Linked DNA regions of Homo sapiens: region 2 is linked to region 1. A link is a loop called in an ENCODE intact Hi-C map of the cell type or tissue named here. Cell type or tissue: PC-3. All regions are shown on one strand. Each heading gives the region's core, and the rest is flanking DNA. Links, peaks and the distances in the headings are about the cores only.

Evidence for each region. Peaks named below come from ENCODE experiments on the same cell type or tissue, not always from the same donor. Only the 100,000 strongest peaks of a DNase experiment are listed, where the experiment ranks them.
Region 2: a loop joins it to region 1, with 12 times the contacts of the local background. A loop is called at or near these places in 4 of 110 quality-filtered maps.

What each region holds. Positions count from the first base shown.
Region 1 is chr17:5,586,695-5,598,914 of GRCh38, forward strand. No RefSeq gene overlaps it. Among named protein-coding and RNA genes, the nearest start is that of NLRP1, 8.3 kb to the left of the region's middle. In PC-3, for the core only: a CTCF peak has its summit at 5,888 (motif pointing right); no DNase peak of the experiment used is centred there.
Region 2 is chr17:5,774,740-5,786,959 of GRCh38, forward strand. All of the region lies in intron 1 of LOC339166 (a long non-coding RNA gene), which reads left to right. Among named protein-coding and RNA genes, the nearest start is that of NLRP1, 200 kb to the left of the region's middle. RefSeq lists enhancers at 10,904-11,093, 11,260-11,309. In PC-3, for the core only: a CTCF peak has its summit at 5,964; DNase peaks (open chromatin) are centred at 1,552 and 5,922; H3K27ac peaks cover 2,890 bases.

The DNA.
Region 1 (12,220 bases), core at 2,356-10,355:
CCAGGAGTTCAAGACCAGTCTGGGAAACATGGCAAGACCCTGTCCCTATGACATAATATTAAAAAACTTCCCAAATCCGGCCAGGTACAGTGGCTCATGCCTGTAATCTCAGCACTTTGGGAGGCTGAGGCGGGCAGATCACCTGAGGCCAGGAGTTCAAGACCAGCCTGGCTAACATGGTGAAATCCCATCTCTAATAATTATAATACAAAAAAAATTATCCGGGTGTGGTGGCGCACGCCGTATTCCTTCAGGAGGCTGAGGCAGGAGAACTGCTTGAACCTGGGAGGCAGAGATTGCAGTGAGCCGAGATTGCACCATTGCACTCCAGCCTGGGCGACAAGAGCAAAACACAGTCTCAAACCAAACCAAACCAAACAACAACAACAACAACAACAACTCCCCAAATCTCCCAGAGCCCTCCCAATGGTTCCCGGGGGCTGCATGATCTAGCCCCTGATATCTCTCCGGCATTATATCCTACCCTATCCCCCTCCCTCACTGGATCCTCTTAGTCTTTTCCCTGTTCCTTGAATACACCAAGAATACTCTCACTCCAGGGCCTTTGCACTAGTCTTTCCATTGTCTTGGAATGGTTTCCCCAGATATTCAGAGGTGTGCTATCCAACCTTCTGTAAAGTAGAATTCCTTCATTCCGTGCTTCATTTTTCCGCATGACACTTATTATTGCCTGACGTTACAGACTTGTTTATTTGTTTACCTTCTGTCACCCCCTCCTGCCAATAGGATGTTAGGTCCCTGGAGACAGGACTTGGCTTGTTTTGTTCGCTGTTGTATCCGCTATGCCTAAATCAGTGCCTGGCCCACAATGTCAGCACAATCAATACCACAGACATTGAATGTCTTTTGAACGCTTTCCTTTAATGCTTTCCTTCTTATCCTTCCAAACAGCTACTCACTCTGGCCACTAGATGGCACTCAAGTACTTTCTGAGAATTGAAGCAGCCTCATGGGTTTGGTGGAGAGGACCCACTGGCGCTCTCTGAGCCTGAATTTTTAAAATTATCCCTGTTTCTGGTGCTTTGGGCCTTTGTTTCCTTTCCTTGAGGCATTTTAGGAACACATTAAAACTCACTTTTATTCAAGTCATGCTATTTTCAATTAAAACTTAACTCATGAGGAATATCTGTATGGCCAGTACTCCAGCAGAGTACAGTGAGGCCTTCTCTTTAGGTTCAAATTACTATGACTTGAATCAAGATCTGGATAACTTGAAATCAGCCTCCTTGAAATTCCTCTCCTCCCACCTATTTCTAAGCGTGTCCCAGGCATTGCCTCATGGGGTTCTGAAGTCAGTTCTTGGTTCCCCTCTGATCGACTGGTCTTGACTACCTTGCTGCCGTCCCTTTGGTCTCAGACCCCATTTCTATCCTCCTGAAGTTGCTGGGCCCAGGTGTCCTCTCTGTCACCACCATTTTAGGGCACGGCTCTTTTCTGGCCCATTCCTGAAATGTGGGACAAGATTTTCCCAATTTACGGCACAGCTGAGACCGTGACATGAGGATATGATTTTGAGCAAGAACTTCCCCAAGGTTCAGGGATGAAGGATAGTAAATACATCAGGGCATCACTCTCTGTAGCTGTGGCTCACACTGTCCTCAGAGCCCTCTCTGGTCCAGGATCATCCCTGCTATCCCTTTTCCAGCTGGAGCCCTCTGTAGCTCTGGTGCTTTCCATTACACACAGGCAGGTCATTGCCCAGCCTCAAGATTCTGCAGCCTCCTCTGCCCTTTGGAGGCCAGGACCCTCTGGCTCTAATACTTAGAAAGAGAACAAGCTGTCCTACATTCACATCACTCCTAGCACAGGCCCCAGGATTATCCTCCTTCCAGGATGATCGACATGGAAATATCTAGTCCCTTCAGGTGTGTGCTTGGTATTGTTGGAAATAAAAGCTCGGAGTCACAGAGAAAATGAGCACTCAAATAAAGGATTTTTTCAGCAAGGCAAATTTACTTCTGGAGAAGGGTCTCGCTTGCCCTTCTGGCCACTGCAAGAGCACACTGAACAAAGGAGGGAAGGGGTTTTTATCCCTGACCCAGTCAGTCCCTGATGCTGTGTCCGGGCCCCATTGGCTGGAGTTGGACTGCGCAGTCTAAGCTGATCCTGATTGGCTACTTCAAATGGAGCAGGGGTGGGGGCTACAGCAGCGGGAAGAGCAGTTTTGGCCAAATAAGGTACAGATGTGGGTTGTTTCAGATTGTGAATGGATGTGGGTTACAGACTGGGAATGGATGTGAGTTACAGATTGGGAACGGCTGGAAGGTTGTTTACTGTAACTAGGGGCAAGGAGGCAGAACAGTTAGGCTTTGAAAATAGAGGACAAAGAATGAGAGAATTGAACAAGCGGAACCTTTGAAAAGGAACTCACTGTATCCAACAGTGTTATGGACCCAACAAGATCATCTCAATAGTTTGACAATTCATTTCCCCCAAGTTGGTGTGTTTCAGGCTTAGATAAAACGGTGCTTTGAACATCAACAGGTGAAATCTTTTGTTAAAAAACATAGTCTAGTTCATCCAGCCCTCCTCCTCTCCCTGTTACTCCTCTTCCTCCTTCTAGTCTTTCCTCCAGTGTGAAGTGAAGGAAATATTAGGACTTGGTGTTGCCCCTACCATGGTCTGCTTTAATGTCCTGTGAACTTGGACAAGAATACACATACCCGCATCACCATCTTCCAAGAACACACGATAGCCAAAGGTCACAGTCAATTTACATCGGTTACAACAGAACGCATCTCTCACTCTGAGTATTCTCATTTGATCTTAACTGCATTTAAATCTCAGTAAAGAACAATGACTTGTTCCTGCTTTATAGGCCTAAAACACCCACCAATAAGGTCCTCTTAGAAACCAGGCAAGGCACACCCAGGTCTCTATGCTAAACGGAGGAAGTCATGCATAACTTTTCAGAGACCCTTTTTACTTTGAAAACATTTCAAACTTACAGGAAAATGTCAAGAGTTGTACAGTGAACTCCCATATAACCTTAACCTACATTCACCAATTATTAACATTTACTATTGTTTTATCTTTTAATTGTGTTTGCTGATTATTGGGAGTAAGTTGCAGATATGATAACATTTACTTCTTTTTTTTTTTTTTCCCCTGAGATGGAAGCTTGCTCTGTTGCCCAGGCTGGAGTGCAGTGGCACGATTGTCAGCTCACTACAACCTCTGCCTCCTGGGTTCAAGCGTTTCTCCTGCCTCAGCCTCTCTAGTAGCTGGGATTACAGGTGCCTGCCACCATGCCTGGCTAATTTTTGTATTTTTGTAGAGATGGGGTTTTGCCATGTTGGCCAGGCTGGTCTCGAACTCCTGACCTCAGGTGATCTGCACCCCCCCCCCCCTTGGCATCCCGAAGTGCTGGCATTACAGGCATGAGCCATCACAACTGGCCCATAACATTTACTTCTAAGAACTTTGGCAGTATCTACTAAGAATCAGGATGTTTTCTTATATGCCACTGTACAATGATAAAATTCAGGAAGCTTAAAACATTGATGCAATACTACTATCCAATTACATGTAACTTTTAAAATGACATTTTCATCTTGTTGTTTAGATTTATTAGGATTATAAAAATATAATACAGAAATATGTAGGGGGAAAAATAAAAATGTTCTTTTGACTTTCTGCACCATCAGATCTACTTCCCAGGAATAACCAATGTTACATGAATGTTTCAGTGTTCCACGAAAAAAAAAACACAGTTTTACATGAACACAGTTACTTTTCTATGTGCCAAATATATAGGATCTAAGTTTTTTAGGAGTGAATTTTTTTCCTCTTAAAATATTTTGCAGATCCCTCCATGTTAGTACATATGGATCTAAGTCGTTCTTTCTTCTCTTTTTGTAATTGTTGAGTTTTTCATAGTTTGGATCTACTATAATTTATTTGATTAGTCAAATTTGATGGAAATCTAGCTGGCTTTCATTTGCATTTTCCTGTTACCAGCCACATGGTGATAACCAACTTCGTACACAAGTGTATCTTATCACACACATGTGAGTACCTCCAAGGGACAGAGTCCCAGAAAAGGAATTTCTGGGTTGAAGAGATCACACATATAAAAATTTGGGTTCAGAAATGTGCTTCATGCCTGTAATCCCAGCACTTTGGGAAGCCAAGGTGGGCGGATCACGAGGTCAGGAGATTGAGACCATCCTGGCTAACATGATGAAACCCCATCTCTACTAAAAATACAAAAAGAAATTACCCGGGCATGGTGGCGGGTGCCTGTAGTCCCAGCTACTCGGGAGGTTGAGGCAGGGGAATGGCGTGAACCCGGGAGGCGGAGGTTACAGTGAGCCGAGATTGCGCCACTACACTCCAGCCTGGGCGACAGAGTGAGACTCCGTCTCAAAAAAAAAAAGAAAAAAAAGAAATATGCTTCTCTTGAGAGTTCATTATTTTTGTCTTTCAACCACGGCATCAAGCAACTAGACTCATGCATCTTTTATTTGTCTTCTGGGAGGTTTTCAAGTCAGAGGTTTGGCCCATCTCTTAAAAATGTACATGCCAAGTTCAATCTTAAAGCACATGATATGTCTACAGTGTTAACTCCTGGTTTCATCTTATTTTCTCCCTACTCTTGTTTTAATTTTGCTTGCTGTACATACTAAGGTAATAACATTTTAATTTTATCATGTATCTTTATATGTATGTAAATTTGTTCACTGAGTCGCTCCAGAACAATGTGCTGTGAGTACACAAAATGGTTGAATCCAGTTTTCTTTCTTTCCTCCCCTCCCCTCCCCTCCTCTCCTTTCCTTTCCTTCTTTTTTTTTTTTTTTCTCTCACCCTGTCCCCCAGGCTGGAGTGCAGCGGCACGATCTCGGCTCACTGCAACCTCCACCTCCCCGGTTCAAGCGATTCTTGTGCCTCAGCCTCCCAAGTAGCTGGGATTACAGGCATGCACCACCACATCCAGCTGATTTTTTATTTTTTAAATTTTTAGTAGAGACAGGGTTTCACCATGTTGGCCAGGCTGGTCTTGAACTCCTGACCTCAGGTGATCCGCCCACCTCGGCCTCCCAAAGTGCTGAGTTTATAGGCATGAGCCACTGCACCTGGCCTGAATGGAGTTTTCTTAATGACAGTCCTGGGAGTTGGGAGACAAGCAGATGACACGTCTGTTGAATGGGACCTGTTTCATACCAGGCACTTTGTAGAGTTAGCTCATTTCATTTTCCCAACTATTTTTTTAAGATTAAAATTATTGTCCCTATTTTGCAGATGAGAACCAGATCTATAAGACTCCAAAGCCTCCTCCTTCCCATGCATCGCAATGGCACTGATATGCTGAGTCGTGTGCTCGCCGAGTGACCAGCCAGCAGATCCCTCTCCAATAGGCTTGTCCTCCTCTCACTCCCGAGGCTGCTTTCGGCTTGCTCCGCGCTTGCCTTGGCCATTACATGGGGGAAGCCCGAGCCTCTCAGAACGTATCTGTACCTCAAGTGGATTGTTGCCTACCCCTCCCTATGGAGGCTTCTGAGCTAGAAAATACAGAGGTCAGATGATGGCCGCTGAGAACATCCAGCTCCATGGATGACAATCAAAGCAAGGGGGCTTTAAGTGCAGCAGGAGGAACTAGGATTAGCCCTGGGGTAGGACTTCTGCCCAGTGAGGGATGCTAAGTTGTAGGAATGAGATAGGGGAGGTTAGCGTGGAATTCCCTTCCAGAAGCCTTTAAGAATAAGCTAAATTTGCAACTGTCTGGGGCTTACTGCGGAGAATTAATGACGCCCCTTGTGACAGCCCTGCTAAACCTCCCTAGAAAACTACAAATCCATGATGTCAACTGGTCGTTAAACTCCATTACTCCAGGCTCTCTTTTCTTGACAAAATTTAATTTAGGCCAGTAGGTGGCGATAATTAAACAGCTGATTAAACAGGGCTTCTTCTAATCATGAGAGAATGCATTAAAAGCAATCTGGAAGGTTGCTTCTGGGAGCAAGAGGAGGAACCTTTCTGTGAATCCAGTGCTGATTGAGGTGCAATTAGCAGATCCACTAACGGGATGCCTCTCCTGACTCTTAAGGATCTCCTAGGCTCCCACCGTGATCACTTTTTTTTTTGAGCCATGGTCTTACTCTGTCACCCAGGCTGGAGTGGCAGTGGTGTGATAACGGCTTACTGCAGCCTTGACCTCCCAGACTCGAGATCCTCCCACCTCAGCCCCCCAAGTAGCTGGGACTACAGATTCGAGCCACCGCACCTGTCTTTTTTTTTTTTTTTTTAAACTTTTTTGTAGAGACAGGATCCCATTATGTTGCCCAGGCTGGTCTTGAACTCCTAGGCTCAAGAAATCCTCCCACCTTAGTTTCCCAAAGTGTTCGGATTACAGGTGTGAGCCACTATGCCCAGCCTATGATCATTTTTCCTTAGACTGGAGGACAAGGCTCTGCTGCCCAATGGATCTTGGGCAGATTTTTTTTTTTTTTGGAGAAGGAGTCTCGCTCTGTTGCCAGGCTGGAGTGCAGTGGCGTGATCTCTGCTCACTGCAACCTCTGCCTCCTGGGTTCAAGGGATTCTCCTGCTTCAGCCTCCCGAGGAGCTGGGACTACAGGTGCCTGCCACCACGCCCAGCTAATTTTTGTACTGTTAGTAGAAACAGGGTTTCACCATGTTGGCTAGGATGGTCTCGATATCTTGACCCCATGATCCACCCGCCTTGGCCTCCCAAAGTGCTGGGATTACAGGCGTGAGCCACCGCGCCCGGCCCCAAGTCCCCCTTTTCAAGGAGGTGTGGCCTGGAACAATCAGACCAAGGCCCATCTGCAGTTTCCCCCAGACTAGGGAGCTCTCCGGCTGCAGGGGAGAGGCCACTGATTCTTGATGTGTTCTTGCCTATTTCTTACACTATAACTTTTTTGAGGGCAGGGATTATGTCCATTTTGCACACCACCATACAACCGGCACCTAATGCAGTGGATTAGTTATATGTAAGTAGAAGTTCACTATGTGTTGAACAAAGGAATGAATGAAGGTTAGGACAAGAGCTGGCCTTCATGGAGCTGTCCAGGGTTCTTACCAGTCCCTGACTTCCTTCGACGGATTGGTCTTTTGCTTTCTTGCCTTCCTCCCAGGGCTTTGCGGCAACACGACACAGAACCTGTTCCTCGCATGTACTCACGGAATCACGCACCTCCTTGACAGTCTCACTGTGTCTGTGGCGGCCCCCAAACAGCCTGCTGAGCTAACTCCGAAAGAGTGGTTCTCTCTGCACAGAACCACTCGGGTTAAATGCCTCATTCTTCATCTGTGTCTATGGAGTTTTTAGTTCTGAATCCCAGTCCCTTCCATGTCACTACGGTTGAAGGATGTGTGGTAGGAAGTGGCACGAGAGGTTGCTGGAGGGGTGAGCTGGGGCCAGTCTGCAGGGGCTTAGGGCATGAATTCATGGGGCAGGGAGTGTGCCTTGCCCATCTCTGGGTGCTCAGTGTCCTGCACAGTTCCAGGCACAAAGTCAGCTCTCAATAAAAGGCGCATAATTTCTCATCGTGCAGGACTGTGCAAGGATATGGCACATGTGGACCTGGCTCTAAACTCACCCCCCTGAAATGTCTCAGTTGATATTTTCTGAGGAGTAGAAGACGAAGGATTGCTGTTTACATTTATTTCTTCTTTGTATTTGTTTACTCACATCTGGATTGGCTAAAAAAAACCCCGTTCTTGATTCTTCTATGTTGCTTCTTAGTATCTCAGACTATCATATAATACAAGGCTAAGATAGGGAGGAGGGAGGGAAGAACTGGGGGAAAAAAAGGAGAAACTAGGGGAGTCAATCTAAGACCAAGATTTCAGTCTCTCAAACAGGCTCTGGGGAACTGAAGTTTCTGCTCCCCAGCTCAGAAATCAGTGGGTAAAGAGATAAAATTTCAGAGCCATTAAAATAGATGAACCAAGAAGTGGATACAGGGAGCCATTTGGGAAAATGACTCAAACCTTGCTCTGGTATGATTCAGGGAACTCTGATGTCAGTGCCCAATGTACAACTGCAGCAAAAACAGTCCCCAAGGCCTGGCACCACCAGGCACATCCTCAGGGCTCTGGGCTCATTCTCTCTCTTTGCACATCCTCAGGGCTCTGGGCTCAGCTTTGACCTCAGCACCACCTTGGAAATGCACACAGACTGCAAAGCTCAATGCCAGGCCACGTATCAGGGGCCTGCAACCCTCATCCTCCCTCACAGTGCTCTGTCCCTAAGACAGCTCATTTCCTGTCCCTGGTCCTCCTCTCCATCCTCTCTGCTCATCATCATTTCTACCATGCATTACCCTGTAATTGCCTCTTAAACTTTCTCCCTGTCTCTGATCACACCCCTTCCAACACATCCTTCATGTAGGTAGTCAGAGAGACCTTTCTGGAACTCGTACCTCATCGTATCACACCCTTCAATAAACCCCTTCTATGACTCCCCACTGCTGTGTGGTGCTCCAGGTCCTTTAGCTCTGGTACAAGCTTCAGGCCTTGTCTGTATCTTTCTCCCGACATGGTCTCCGTGTCAGCCTTGCCTTCTCGGCGTCTCCAGAACCACTGCGTTCTGCCACCCACTGGGTGCCTTTGGGAGACTGCTCCCTCTATCTGGGAGGCTTTCTCCGACTTGATAAACTCCTCCTCCTCTATTCCAGTTCAGATGTCATCTCTTGCAGGAAGCCTTCTCCCATGTCCCCAGGCACAGTTCCTTCACTGGCCACACATAAATTATTTACTTCTTGTTATAGCGAGCTGTGCACTATCTGTTACCCCTGTCCCCTGGACCACGAGTACTTTGAGAGCAAGAGTGATAGCTTATTTCTATCAGCATCCCCTTCCTCCCATTGCCCAGCAGAGTGCCTGGCACATATTTGATGCATAGTAAGTATTTGGAGAATTGTAAAATTAATTGAGCCCATAGGATGGACACAGAAGTCTGCCTCGTGGGGACAAACTCTTCAGTCTAGAAGGATGGAAGCTGAGAAAGGACACAACCGAACGCTATAAAACGCTAAGGAGAACAGAGAGGGGCACATGAACTACGGGTGTCTGTTTTTCCAGTGGTCCCTCGGTTGGTCATTGCCCCTGGCTTTTAGATCCATCCCCCGTCTTTCTCCTGCAAGCTGTGTTTCCCAGGTTCCCTTGCCACGGGTGTTTGTCTAGGTTTGGCAGGAGATTGGAGCATGAGAGGAAGGGAGAGGTCAGGCCATTTCTCCTTTTCTCTCTGCTCTGGGTGGGGGAGGGCATTTTCTGGCCATGGCTGCATCTGGACAGCTGTTTCAGGTCCCAGCTGGATGGCCCCTCACACCACGGTCTCAGCATTTCCTGGCAATCTCTGCTATGGTTCTAGCTCGGGCTGGGTGGCCCTGGCTTCTCGGTTTTGGTAATATTGTCACCCCCGTGTCCTGCAGCTGTTGGAGGGGAAACTAGCCCCTGCTGTTGCTCATATTTGGGTGGCTTTACCATCTCTGCGTGGCTTCTTCATCTTTTTTATCCTCACTGTGGCCCGTCCTTCCTATCAAATTCCCTGTGATGGAAATACTAGAGTGGTTTCGGTTTTCCCGACTAGATCCTGATCATCATAGTCTTCTTTCATCAGTCAGCTGAAGGTTCAGTCCTGGGGTTCCTAGACCAGCCTCTGCCCTGGGTTCTACCCATAGGGGTCTCTTGTCTTGGCCACAGTGTTCCTGCAAGCCAGCCATTGGTGGCCCTTATAAGCACCAGTGTTGCCTCCTGCAGCTATTTGCCTTATGATTCCCTTTCAGAGATTTCGGTGATCTGGATCCTTGGCTGAATCAATGCTTCTGTTGGTTCTTATGGAGGAGGATTCTGAATCCTGGCGGAGTGGGGTAGGAGGCTTTGTGCAAGACCACAACCCACATGTGGCCACTACTTCCAGGATGCTAATTACCTTCTGTGCCTTGACACTTGGAAGAAGAGTGTTTGAAACACATTCAGATGCTAGTAAACTCCAGCAATTCATTATGCCAAGAGCTGGTGCCAATAGGAAATATAAACCCTTCCTGAGAGGCTTGGCTGAACTCAACAATTGATCAGTGTAGGATGATTAAGGGAAATGAGTCTGTCATGCAGCCACCCCCCACTATGGAGCAGTGATAATGTGTCTTAGGGGACCTGGCTGGAGCCAGAACCGGGGCTGAGTGGACCAGAGGCTGACCCCCTGGTGGCTCTCACATCCCTTTGCAGGATGGCAGGAGGGTGAAGGGACTCCCCAACCCTTGGTGGAGTTAAAGGTGTAGGAACTGAGGTGAGGGAACCAGGGCTGGAGAGATGGATGGGTCACTCCAAGGCAGCAGATGGGACCAGGTGAAACCTTTCCCAAGAGTGGAGAAATGAAAATACTTAAAGCTTCAGTTTGACAAGTATGTATGATAGAGGAGAAGAGAAAAAGCTAAGAGAGGGCAAGGAAGAGAGATCTGGGCACTAGAAAAAGGGTGGACATTTCTTTTCCTTTTTTGTCTTTTTTTTTGAGGTGGAGTCTCACTTTGTCACCCAGGCTGGAGTGCAGTGGCGTGACCTTGGCTCACTGCAACCTCCGCCTCCCAGGTTCAAGTGATTCTCCTGCCTCAGCCTCCCGAGTAGCTGGGATTACAGGTGTGTGCCACCATGCCCAGCTAATTTTTGTATTTTTAGTAGAGACGGGGTTTCACCATGTTGGCCAGGCTGGTCTCAAACTCCTGACCTTGTGATCTGCCTGCCTCGACCTCCCAAAGTGCTAGGATTACAGGTGTGAGCCACCGTGCCCGGCCAAGGGTGGACATTTCTATAAAGGTCATTGAGGAGATAGGATGGCAGGAGACAGGAATTCAACATGCAGGACACTGAGGCCCATTCCACAAGACAGGAGCCTGTGGCTTCATTTATGTAGTGCCTGTGTGTGCCAGGTACGTGGGAATGCAGAGGTGAAAAAGACAGTGCCTGCTCTTTGTGTGCTCCACAACTGTGGAGACTGAGAATAAAGGAGATGACCACAATTCAGTGTGGTATGGGCTCAGGTGTGTGGGCACACCAGTTGCTGTGGGGTTTAAAAGAGGAGCACCTGAGTTAAGGAAACTTGGGATGCCAGGTAAAGCTTCCAGGAGGAAGAGATTTCTGCATGGAGTCTTGAAGGAAAAACTGTAGTTATGCAGGAAGAGGAAGCAGAGGGGCTGGTGAAGGCATCACAGCATCTGGAGAGTGGTACCCAAAGGCCTGGAGTGAGGGAGAGCTGGGTGTGTTTTGGGAGCTGGATGGGTGATGATGTGAGCAGAGGCTGGAGAGGCAAGTGGTGGTGGAGGTACCCTGGGAGGCCTGATGCTACTAGGAGTTTGGACTGGCCTCCTGCGAGTCATGTGGAGCTGTTGAAACAATATGCTGGAGGAGTGATACAGGGAGATTTATAGTTTAGAAAGATTCCCCTGGCTGCAACGGGGAAGTGTGATCAGAGAGGGTAAGACCGAGGCAAGAAGACCACACAGGTGGCACTTGTGATGGTTCATGTGACAACTGCTTCCTACCAGCCCAGGCTATGCTGTGACTCCAGACAGTCCAGCTATAACAACCAGGCAGAGGGAGCCTGTCCCATCCCTGACCAGGATCTGTGGGCCCTAATGGGGCTCACTCTGGCACGGAGAGAGGGACCTTGGGGAGCTGCTTTGGGAGCAGAAGTGGCAGAGAAGTCAGCTGGCCAGGCTCTGAGATGTGCCCTGTCTTCTGCAGCTGACCGCAGGGCCAATGCGGTTTGACTCAGTGGGGCCAGTGCTTTGCAGGTGGAGGCAGAGATTTAACGGCTGCTGCTGCTGAGTTGTGAGAGTGAGGGTTTTTCGGGAATGTATGTGAAGGAGGCATCTCTATACAGCTAAATTCCTTTATTAACTTAATGAGTTTGGCTGCTTTCCTGGAAATGCAAGTGCCATTTGGCACCATCGCTGCTGCCTCAGAAAGGGTGTCATTACACTAAGAATCTGTAGGAACGTAGAATAGTGATAAACGAAGCTGCCTGGGAGATTACACAGCATCACGCAGGCTTCACAAGGGCTTTCAGAAGGGGGAGTGCTTTCACTCTGAGGTCAGTACCCAGTTAGGGGCTGGGAGTAGGGGTAGTAGAGACTCCAGTCATTATCTGGATAATCCAATCAATGCAGGTAATGCTGCATAATATTGGGAGGGAGAATATTAGAATATTAAAGTCATTTTAAAGTTGAAATATAAACTT
Region 2 (12,220 bases), core at 1,490-9,489, 190 kb after region 1:
TCCTTCAAAGCCTGCAAGGTTTTGGGATTTGGAGTTCAAGTGCAAACTCATTTAGTTCATGCCTTACTAGTCAGTGCCCAGGGAGATAGGGAGTAGGTGGGGTTGGTCGTGCCAGGGTCTGGGATGGTACAGGCTGGTCTGGAGTAGGAGGGAGTAGAAAGAGAATAAACTTGTTTCCTCCTTTTTTATCCCTTCCAAGGAAGGATTGAAAGGGTATGTCCAAGGGCATTATGGAAACTATGGCTTTGCCAGAAGGTGTTGATGAGAGAGACAGTCACGGGTGACTGAGGCCCTGGCTGTGGTCTTCACTGCCATCCCTAAGAATCTGTTTTGGTATTTTATGTGTGGCAGGAAAGAAATCCTATGTTCTCACCAGCCTCACTAGACCCTGATGTCTAGTGTGGTTCTGCACACATGCTGCCAGTCCCTTCTCCGAGCTCCTGCCCATGCTGCGCCTTCTGCCTCAAATGTACTTCCTCGTGCACGTGGCTCGAATCTACTAGTGTTTTAATACTCAGCATGGGAGAACCCCCTCTGTGCTTCCTAGGACTTGCCCCAGCAGAGTTAATGGCTCTGAGTGCCCTTTATACAGCCCGTATCACATTGCAATGTTGCCTGTTTGCCCTCCCAAGAATGCCTGAGGGTGGAGAAAGGTCTCATACATTCTTGCAGCTCCGAAGGCCAGCACAGGGGCAGGCACATAGTAAATGGTGGTTGAATTTTACTAATCTGTCCGGGCTCAGAGTCCTGCAGACCTGAGTTTGAATCTTCTCTCCTGACATTTGTTAGCTCTGTGACCTTGCGCGAATCAACTGGCAAGCTCATCAGCCTGTTTCCTCACCTCTGTACCTGACCAGGGGAAGGTTAAGTAGATGGAATGGGTTCTATAAACTGAAAAAACAAAAACAAAAAAACACACATATAATACTTATTGAGCCACCTGTTATGTGCCAGAAACAGCCCTGAGCTCTTTACATGTATAAACTCTCTAAATTTTCACAACAACCCTACGAGCTAGGTACTATTGTCATCTAATAATAATGTGAGGAAACTGAGGTGCAGGTGTTAAGTCACTGGCCTACGACCACACAGCTAGAAAGTAGCATGATTGGGATTTGAACCTGGAGAAGGTAGCTCCAAAGTCCATGTGCCTAACCATAATCCCAGCTCCCCGAGGACATCGCTATTAATATTTATTGAGTACCTACTATTGGCTGAGCACTTTATTTCAACTCATCCTCACAGAAACTCAATCAGGTATTATTACTCTTATATGAGAGATGAGAAAATTGAGGCTCAGAGAGGTTAAGGAGCTTGTCTAAGGTCACACCGGTAGTGACAGAGTTAAGATGCTAGCTGATGAGCCCTAAAGCCTGTGATTCTTTTCTATTCCTTTCTCATTTCTTACTCCCTTAATTGTATTGCAGAAGAAACAGAAGACCAGGGAACAAAGGTGTTTTGCCTGGAGCCATGCAGTGGCTTCTTGGTGGAGCAGGAATTAAGACTTAGCCTTGGTTAACCACAGCTTTGCAACAACCACCTCCTGCCAAACCTTAGTGACTCAGAACTATAGTAACATCTTATTTTCCTTGATTTGTGATTGGCTGGCTGTTCTGCTGCTGGTATTTCTGGGCTCACTGTGTTCCCTGGATGGTTGGGCGGGCTGGCCTCACTGTACATGTCTGGCTGTTGGCTGGGTTCCTCAGTTAACCTCCATGTGGCCCCTCAAGATCAGTTTTCTTACATAGCGGTCTCAGGGGAGAAAGAGGGAGAAAGCAGAAACAGCAGGACCCCTCAAGGTCTGGCCCAGAAGATCCTGGCATCACTTGGACTGAATTTTATTGGTCAGTGCAAGTCACAGGTGAGCTCAGATATAAGGAGAGGGAAAATAGACTCTGCCTCCTGGAGGGAGGAGCTGCAAAGCCGTCTTGTGGTAAATACATAGGAATGGTTGAGGCCATCCTGAAAATTCTTCCTAGAGGCCAGGCATGGTGGCTCACGCCTGTAATCCCAGCACTTTGGGAGGCAGAGGCGGGCAGATCACCTGAGGTCAGGAGTTTGAGACCAGCCCGGCCAACATGGTGAAACCCCCTCTCCACTAAAAATACAAAAATTAGCCGGGCGCTGTGGTGCATGCCTGTAATCCCAGCTACTCGGGAGGTTGAGGCAGGAGAATCGCTTGAACTGGGGAGATGGAGGTTGCAGTGAGCCAAGATTGCATCAGTGCACTCCAGCCTGGGTGACAGAGTGAGATTCTGTCAAAAAAAAAAAAAAAAAAATTCCTAGAGTTCCTGACTCCCAGCCTGGTGCTCTTTCCCCTCCCGTGTAGTTGGGACATTTTGCTCTTCTTCAGCCCATGCCTGGTATCGGTTTATTGTACTAAAAGACTCGGTTTAGCTTGGCCTAGACTTTTTTTCCTGAGTCAAGTAGTGCAGGGCTCAGGGAGGCCTCAGGCTCCTGCAACTTGCCTCTCCATTCCGAATCCCTTGGTGATGGCCACATTTGGCTTTGAGTGTCCTTGTGGTTTGGGCCACCCCCTGATCTCTGCCCTCTCCACAGCTGGTCTGGGAGGGTACTGCTCATTCTAATGGCCTGGGTCAAGCCAGCTTCACCCCATGGGCTTCTGACCTCCTTTCTGGCCCTTGCTGTCCTGCCCTGCCAAAAGGGCACTTTATTAGTAAGTGAGATTTCCTGGAAAACCTCCAAGGGCCTGGAATGACTGAATATTTCAGGCTAAGTGGGAAAAACTACCTGAAAGCACAGAGGATGGGAATGAGTGTCCAGGGCAATTAAGAAAAAATGTGCAAATCTTGGTTCCCTTTTGCATTTCAGGCCAAGAGGGGGAACTCTGGCCTCAGAAGAATGGCCAGGAAAAAACATACACCTTGAGCTGGGTTCAAATCAGCAAAACTTCAGCAACTGCTTACTTCTGGCCAACTCAGGTCACCTGCAGCCAGGTGCAAAGGTGTGTGCCAGAATGAGAGAGACTGTATTTCAGGAAAGATTTGTGCTATGTGAGGCGCTGCTGTTTTAGGGATGGAGGGTGATGACAGAAGATTTGTAACCCTTTAACTGTGATGCAAAACAGAATAGTGAAAGAAATCCCCCTTCTGGGTGTATATCCAAGAGGAGCAAAAGCAGGGGCTTGGACAGAGATTTGCACACCCATGTTCATAGTAGCGTTATTCACAAGAGCCAAAAGGTGGAAGCTTAAACATGATAAAGTTGCTAAATTATATATGTATGTTTTTACCTCAAATGCTTTAAAAAAAAAGTGAAAACAATCCAAAGTGTCTATTAATGGGTAAACAAAAGGTGGTATTCAGGCTTCAAAAGAAGTGAGATCCTGACACATGCTACACCATGGATGAACCTTGAAGACATTATATGCTGAGTGAAATAAGCCAGATACCAAAAGACTGTATGATTCCACTCATACGTGGTTCCTAGAGTGGCCAAAATCAGGGACAGAAAGTAGAATGGTGATGGCTGGGGTGGGGGAAGCGGGGCAAGGGGGAGTTGGTTAATGGGTACAGAGTTTCAATTTTGCAAAATGAAAAGAGTTCTGGAGGTGGTGGTGATGGCTGCACAGTGTGAATGTGTGAATGCCACTGAGCCGTACACTTAAAAATGGTCAAGATGGTAAATTTGATGTTGTGTATATTTTTCTGCCCAAAAAAAAAAAAAGATCCTTAGAAGTGCAATAGAAAAAAAATGTGGGAAGTGGCTGGTTACATTTCCAGGCCACGTGCCATGTGCAGAGCGGGACTGGGAAAGTTTCGGGGACATCAGGAGGGAGACCCTGGACAAAGGAGGGGAGTGCACAGAGCAGGTTCATTCTCCAAAGCCAAGGTCAAGGTCACACTCCTCTCCACAGACCCAACTGTGAGTCCTGAGATGCCCCAGACAATTAAATAAGGCTTGAATCAAAATGATATTTTACTTTGAAAAAAGAAAAAGCAAGAATCACAGGTGTTTTCTTTCCACCCTTTGGATATATGGCATCTGACTGTGAATGGTATGTAACCACTTTTTAAGGGAAAAATAGGCATGTATGTTTACTAGTGAATCAAGCAAAATAAAAATCAACTGGCCACATTGGCCCTGACCTTTTACTTACCACCTTCTTCCCGTAGGAATTCTTGCTCTTGGAGTGTGTGCCGTCCGAGAGTCTCCACACTGAAATGTTCTTTAATCCAGGGCCTCTTTGACATTGTTCTGCACAGGTTCTACTATGGGAATGCAGGAGGTTCATCTTTAGGATCTGTTTGCCTTCATCAACATGACTTATAACCCTCGTGCTTCCTCCACAGATGGCACAGCCACCTTTTGCTGTTTCTTAATCCAGAGCTTTCATTTAAAGATGATAAAAGAAAACATCTGCCGGGCACGGTGGCTCACACCTGTAATCTCAGCACTTTGGGAGGCCAAGGTGGGTGGATCACCTGAGGTCAGGAGTTCGAGGCCAGCCTGGCCAACATGGTGAAACCCCAGCTCTACTAAAAATACAAAAGATTAGCTGGGCGTGGTGGCAGGTGCCTGTAATCCCAGCTACTTGGGAGGCCGAGGCAGGGGAATTGCTTGAACCTGGGAGGCGGAGGTTATAGTGAGCCGAGTTCATGCCGTTGCACTCCAGCCTGGGCAACAAGGGTGAGACTCTATCACAAAAAAAAAAAAAAAAAAAAAACTTGGGCAGTAAAAGAGCTCATGAAGCACCATGGCCAGCCCCCCAGAGAGGGGAACACTGCTTTGGGAAACATTTTCTAGTGATGCTGCAAATAGCATGTGCCCTGTGACTGGCCTTCCCGTGGTGCTGTGAGTCTGTGCCTGCTCAGGCCTCCAGCATGGTGACAGGCAGTTGAAACCACCACTTTGTTTCCAAAAGCATAAAAGGATTATGCATAAACTGAGAGGTGGGTGGATAAGCAGAGACACAGAAACTCCAGAGTGTGAATGGTCTGGTTGGGGTTGAGGATGAACGTGGGGAGGTGAGGAGTAAAGAGGGACAGGGACCCACCTACTGTGTGCTGAAACCCCAGTAGGCACTTTCTAAAGTCTGTTCACTTCTCACCACAGTCTTGTGAGTTAGGAGTTTATGACAATAAAATAGTTGAGGGCCGGTTGCAGTGGCTCATGCCTGTAATCCCAGCACTTTGGGAGGCCAAGGTGGGTGGATCACCTGAGGTCAGGAGTTCGAGAGCAGCCTGGCCAATATGGTGAAACCCAGTTTCTACTAAAAAAAAAAAAAAAAATTAGCCAGGCATGGTGGCGGGTGCCTGTAATCCCAGCCACTCTGGAGGCTGAGGTGGGAGAATTGCTTGAACCTGGGAGGCGGAGGTTGCAGTGAGCCGAGATTGCATCATGGCACTCCAGCCTGGGCGACAGAGTGAGACTGTGTCTGAACAAACACACAAAAAATAGTTGAGGAAAGTGAGGCCCAAAGTGTAAACAACTAATTAGTTGGGGATGAGGATCTGAAATGTCTGGATGGCCCCATAGTCAACTGGTTCTCACTCCCATCACATTGACACAGCTTCTGCTTTGAACTTTAACCTGTGAGCCACAGGCAACCACCAAAGGGTTCTAAATAGGGGAGTGATGGGTTCAGAACTAAGTTTTAGCAAAAGCCCTCTGGCAGAAAGGTGGATGATGGATGGGAGGGAGTACTGGGGCTAGGGGGCAGAGACCAGTTCTGAGATTTACTGTAGACTCAGTAAAAGCATTGGAAGTAGGGCAGGAAATGGAGGTGGGGTGGGGAAGATGTGTTAACCATAATCGTATATTGTATAACTTGGTTCTTAAAAAACATATTGGGAGGTAAGAATTTTCCTTGCTGTTTTATAAATAAGGACACCAAAGTCATATGACCGGAAGGCTCCCAGCCTGGATCTGAACTTGAGTGCCTATGACTCAAAGGCTCCTGTAATTTCCTCTAAGCCACCTCATGAGCGCTCCCGCGTGGGCGGTGTCAGATTGGATCCAGACGTGAGGAGAAAGGCAAGGTAGAGTGGCTTTAGAGATATAGAAGTAAGCCGCGGTGGTGGAGTTCTTACCTGGAGAAAGAGAAATCAGGAGGGCGTGGGTTTGGACGCAGCAGGGTATCCAGTGGAAACACTAAGCCAGCAGCTGGAAGTGGAAGTTAGAGGCCTGAAGTCTGGAGATCGCAGATGGGCTGTGGGTTTGAGAGTCTGAAGGGTAGACCTGCTGTCTGAAGGAATGGGAGTGAAGAGGAGAGAGGAGATGTGAGAGAGAAAAAGGAGAGACGGGGAGGAAAGAAGAAAGAGAAGAGAGATGCTGATAGGGCCTCAGGGATGCTGGTGCCCAGGGGGTGGTGAAAGGGAGGAGGGGAGAGAGATACAAAGGAGACTGAGGGTGGGGTGAGGCATAGGGAAGTCAAACCAGGGAAGAGTGTGAAGAGGGAGGTGACCGCCAGTCAAATGCTGCAGAGAGGGGAAGAGGATAAGGCAGAGTGGGTGCCTGGGAATTGAGCCTCGGTGGTTGGGGGTCAGGGGTGGGGTTGGAAAGCTAGTGAGGAAGGTGGACCACAGTACTGTGTAGATGCCTGGACGGGGGCTGCCTGGGATCCTCCTCTGAGGGTCTTGCCTGGGGACTCAAACCAGGATTCTATAGACAACGTCTTCACGTGGCAAGTTATTTTTGCTGTGAACCCACGTGGTCGCGCCTGGTAATTATAGGGTAAAAGGAATTAAGCAAGACATAATTTCTCCCCATCAAACCTGACTGTTTTACGTCTCCACCTCGCACCGGCAGGCAGGCTTTCTCCCTTCACAGGTGCCACTTTGATTTCAGTCACGTTGGAAAGGAATTTGAAACATCTTCAAAGTGATTAAAGAGAGGAAGTCATTGCAAATGTGGGCTAAATGTAATAATCACATAAACTGTTTATGGCCATGGAGCTTTCAGGAGGGAAGGCCTTGTGGTAGCTGACAGTCGGGGTGGGGCTGGGGCTGGTGAGAACAGTGGTGGCAGAGGTGGCGACGGCACTGCAGGTACAGGTGGAGGATGGCTCAGGTGCAGGTGGAGGATGGCTCAGGTGCAGATGCAGGTGCAGGTGGAGGATGGCTCAGGTGCAGATGCAGGTGCAGGTGGAGGATGGCTCAGGTGCAGATGCAGGTACAGGTGGAGGATGGCTCAGGTGCAGGTGGAGGATGGCTCAGGTGCAGATGCAGGTGCAGGTGGAGGATGGCTCAGGTGCAGATGCAGGTACAGGTGGAGGATGGCTCAGGTGCAGGTGGAGGATGGCTCAGGTGCAGTGCAGGTGCAGGCACAGATGCAAGTGGGGATGGATCTAATTGTAATATTAATTATTATTATTACAGCTACTGTTTTTTGAGCATTACTACTCCCTTAGTGCTGTCTCCTTTAACCTTCATTAGAGCCTCATGAAGTGAGCATGATGGTCCTTATAATAAGGGGAGCAAGGTCCAGAGAAGTTCAGTCATTTGTTGAAGACACACACCTAGGAAGGGGCAGGGTTTGGATGTGGAGATAGTCCCATCCCAATTCAAAACCACTCAGCCTCAGCTTCACTGTGTGGGGTCCATGGTCCACGTCTGCTCCCTATGGCATCCCAAGGGGACTCTTTCATGTTCAGGGAATTTGACCTTTGAGTCTAGACCTGGGACTGAGTGGGTGAAACCCTGGCTAATAATTCACCAAAGACTCCAAGACATAAGGGTACTCCTGTGACTCCCTCCCTCCATGCAGGCAAGGTCTTGCTCTGTTGCCAGGCTGGAGTGCAGTGGTGCAATCTCGGCTCACTACAACCTCCACCTCCTGGGTTCAAGCAATCCTCCTGCCTCAGTCCCCCGAGTAGCTGGGATTACAGGCGTGCACCACCATGCCCAGCTAATTTTTGTATTTTTAGTAGAGATGGGGTTTCACCATGTTGACCAGGCTGGTCTTGAACTCCTGACCTCAGGTGATCTGCCTGCCTCAGCCTCCCAAAATGCTGAGATTACAGGCGTGAGCCACTGTGCCTGGCCTCAGATGCCTTTATAAAGCAACTTTAGTTTTGCCTCTTTAAACTCACTTTGTAGGACTTGTTTTCCCCTGATCCTAATGAGATCTCCAGAAGGCCCTGCACTTCTCTGACCACATTTAGATCATAAAATGTTATCTGGTTGCCTCAGCCCCTTGGACAGTCTCAGTTCAGTAATTAGTATGTCTAATCTGGGGCAATACCCAAGGCTCCAAACTTCATTTAAAGCTTGCAATCAGGAAAGGGAGTTGGGGGAGATTTTTCTCTCTTTACTCCCTGCAATAGGTTCCTATTGAAGCTGCATCAAATTATCATGAACTTAGAGGCTTAAACAACACAGATTTACTGTCTTATAATTCTTGATTTATTATCTTGTGGTTCAAAAGTCCAAAATGGGTTGTCAGGACAGTATTCCTGTGGAGGGTTCTAGGGGAGAATCTACTTCTTTGCCTTTTCCAGGTCTCAGTGGCTGCCTGCATTCCTTGGCTTGTGGTCCCGCATTGGTCTGACACCACTTCCAGTTTCGTACCTCCTTTCCAGTGCATGCTTTCTTGACAACGAATCCCCTAATTTTGTATTATTTGCAAAATTGTGGATAGGCTGAGAATCTCCCAATTCCTTTTTCTTGACAGTTCTCTCCTCGATTTACCTCTTTCCTCTCATGTTTTACTATAAGCAGCATGAAGAAAACAGGCTGCACCTTCAACACTTTGCTTGGAAATCTCCTCAACTAAACATTCAAGTTCATCATGTATAAGTTTTGCTTTCCACATGACTGTAGGACACAGTTCAGCTAAGCTTTCTGCTTCTATGTAACAAAGGTCCACTTTCGTCCAGTTTCTAATAACACGCTCCTCATTTCCTTCTGAGCCCTCATTAGAAGCATCTTTAAACTTCTATTTCTGCCAATGGGCTGTTCACAATGATTTGGGTGTTTAGTAAAATGCTACATGTTTTATTATTGTGCTCCTTATTTCCTTCTGGTCATTCATGGTGGAGGCTTTAACATCCATCTTCCTATTGGCAGTATGTTCAAGACAATCTCTGCTTTCTCTATTGTGCCCCTCAATATTCTTTCATCCTCTGCCAACTGCCCAGTTCCAAAGCCATTTCAACATTTTTGTGTATTTGTTATAGCAGCACCTCACTTCTAGGTTCCAGAAATCTCTATCAGTCAGAGTTCAACCAGAGTAACAAGGCCAATGGGAGATAAATATTAAGAGATTTATTGCCTGAAATTGGCTTATGTGATTGTAGGGGCTGCCTAGGCAAGCCTGAAACTTGTAGGGAAGGCTTCCAGGAAGGGCAGGATGGAACTTGCAGGCGCGAGCTGATTCTGCTATCTGCAGGTGGAATTTCTTCTTCTTTAGGGAAGTCTCAGTTCTGGTCTTAAGGCTTTCAACTTATTGAATCAGGACCACTCGGATTATCTGGAATAACCTCCCTTCCTTAACATCAACTGATTATGGACTTTAATCACATCTACAAAATACCTTCACAGCAACACATGGATTCATGTTTGTTTGAATACGTGGGGATTGTAACCTAACCAACTTGACACATAAAACTGACCATCACCCTCGCCCATTCTCCTCTCCTCATCCCACTAGCTAATGAGGGATGAGTGAGGCTAGGAGGTGTGGACTAGGGTAAGGAAAGAAGAAAAGGGCAGGGATGGTTTTCATAACTGTGTGTATGGGGTGAGGGGAATCTGGCAATTATTTCCTCTGACATCAGCTGCTGTTTAGAGCCAAGCCTTTCTCTCATAGGTGCTGCTGAGAGTTTTTCAGACCCCTGGTATTATCAACCTCTGCTGGATAATGCTGCATAACAAACAGCTCCAGAACTCAGTGGCTTAAAACCAGCATTTATTCTCATGGTCATGGGTTTGCAGCTGTTTGGCTGGTTCAGACTGTTTGGCTGGTGGGTCTGCTTCAAGCTATGGGTTCAGGTGGCTGTGGCTCCAGGTTGTGGGTTTGGTTCTTGGCCCCTCTGTGTTCCCTGTAGGGCTCAGGCCCAGGTTCATCTTCTCAAGATGGATCACTGGGACACCAGAGGGCTAGCCCTGCCACATGCAAGCATATTTGCAGCCCTGCCTTGCTCACCTTTTCCCTGCTTTCAGAATACCCCTTTGGCCATAGCAAGTCACAGGCCTAGCTCAAAGTAAAGGAGCAAGGCACCTGTGAGCAGTCACCTGTGCTCACCAGGAGTCCATAGCCAAACTGTGACTATTATAAAGGAGTGAATCATCGTGACCTATGATGCCATATACTACCCTCATCCCTATTCTGGGATCTCTTTTACTTGCCCACTCTCTGTGGGCAGTTTATGACATTCTCTGTTGACTTCTGATTCCTGGGGATGCTCTTCCTCACGCAGACTGTCTTCTGGGGTCCTGATGCCCCTCCAGGCAGCCCTCTGGGTAAATTTCTTTTAAGACCACTCTGAACCATCTCACCTCTGCTCTCTACAATGCTGCCACAGGCTACTTCAGCCAACCTTCTGTCCTTTAAAATTTTCAGACACAAGTCAGACACCCATCCACTCCATCCCCCAAGCTCCACGGGAATTTGCAGCAAAACCCCTTGAAGCCCCTTTCACTAGCAACCCTCAACCTCCCCCAAGAGATTCCTGGAGTCTCCATGCCTGGCCAGGTTCCATTTGTGCAAGAAGGATCAATTGCCAAATTTGAAGTAATTGGAATTTTTTTCCCTCTAGTCACAGTCATTTTTCTCATTCCCAGTCAAGCATGTCCCCTGTGCTGCCTGCTTTTTGCCGGACCCTGCATTTGTGTTTGGAGATGAGACATTTCCTGTCAGCCCCGTTGTGCTCCACTGAGCTGGGTGCTGTGTGAGCTGTTCATTAAGACTGCCTATTATCTCGGATTCCCTTCGGTTGCTCAGAGCAATTTATTTTCTTCCTGAAGGAAAAGAACTTTGGCTCCCCCAGGCCTCAAACCCAGAGGCTTTGGACACATGGGCACCAAAAGTTTAGGGTGGAAAGTTCTGGCTGGTGGCTGGATGCACAGATGACACCCAGTCACATAGAGGATTACTTGGGACAATCACAGGGCAGATGTGAACACCGGTTACATCTGCAGGTACCAGCCAAATGAAATGAAGTGTAACTATACAGTGTTAGGGAAATTTAAAGGATTGCTATTTCTACTGGGCCAGATCGCTACTTCCCAGCATAGAAGAATAACCTCTGATGTCAAATTTAAATAGCCTGTTTTATGCTTCTGTGAATCTAAGTACGAAGCAAGAACATTTAGGCTGAGGAACCCAGTCCTGCCGGCCAGCCATCTGTGTTTCTTGACTGTTCCCCACCATCAGGCCCTCTCAGAGTGGTGGCCTGGCATGGTCCCGTTGGGTAACTGGTATCTTTTATCCACGACACGGGGAGAAGCTGGGTACCCCCTACAGGAAGGGAGGGAGCTCACGTGGCTTCCCACGCTGTTTCTGTGCTGGAAAGTTCCATGGTTCAGCAGTTCTGCTGGCCTCCATAGGGGACAGTCTACTGGTGGCCTCATCTTGCCCTAACCAGTCGACTCATCGTTCAAGTCCCCAGGGAAAATCCTGGCTGAAGCCTCCTCAAGAAAGCAGGTGTTTCTTTCTTGGTGCTGACATGGTATGAGTTCCCCTATTTGCTGTGACACTTACCACATAGTGCTGTAGTGACTCGTGTGTTTATCTGTTTCTCCTTCCAAGCTGTGAGCAACTGCAGGCCTGGCTTTGATGTATCTCTGCATCCCCTGACACACAGCTGAAGCTCAGTAAACCCTGGCTGAAGAGCCGGAGACAAGAGGAGAGGAAAGGGAAACATTGTCTTTCTCCCTCAGCATCTAAGGGGCCTAACTTGGACTTCTAAGTGAGGCTGAAATGCAGCCTTGTCCAGGTTTCAGTGGAGTTGCCAGATGGCTTGGTGTTTGTCAGTGGCTTTGAGGTGATTAATTGGACGTTGTTCTTCTCTCCCGGTGGGTGCCTGAGCCTCAGCCATCTCATCACAGCTGCACTTACCTGGTGGTAAAGCCAAGGTCCAGAAGAAGCGAGCAGCAGTTGACTGCCTCAGGCAACCCAGGCTGCTGGGTGGAATAAACTGGAGAAAAAGAACGGTCAAGTTATCCGAATGATGAGCTGACTGTTTTCAAAAATTAATTGTTTCACCTCCCTCGAGAAGTTTATTTGGAGGGGCCACCTTCCTCCACTGGGGAGCTGG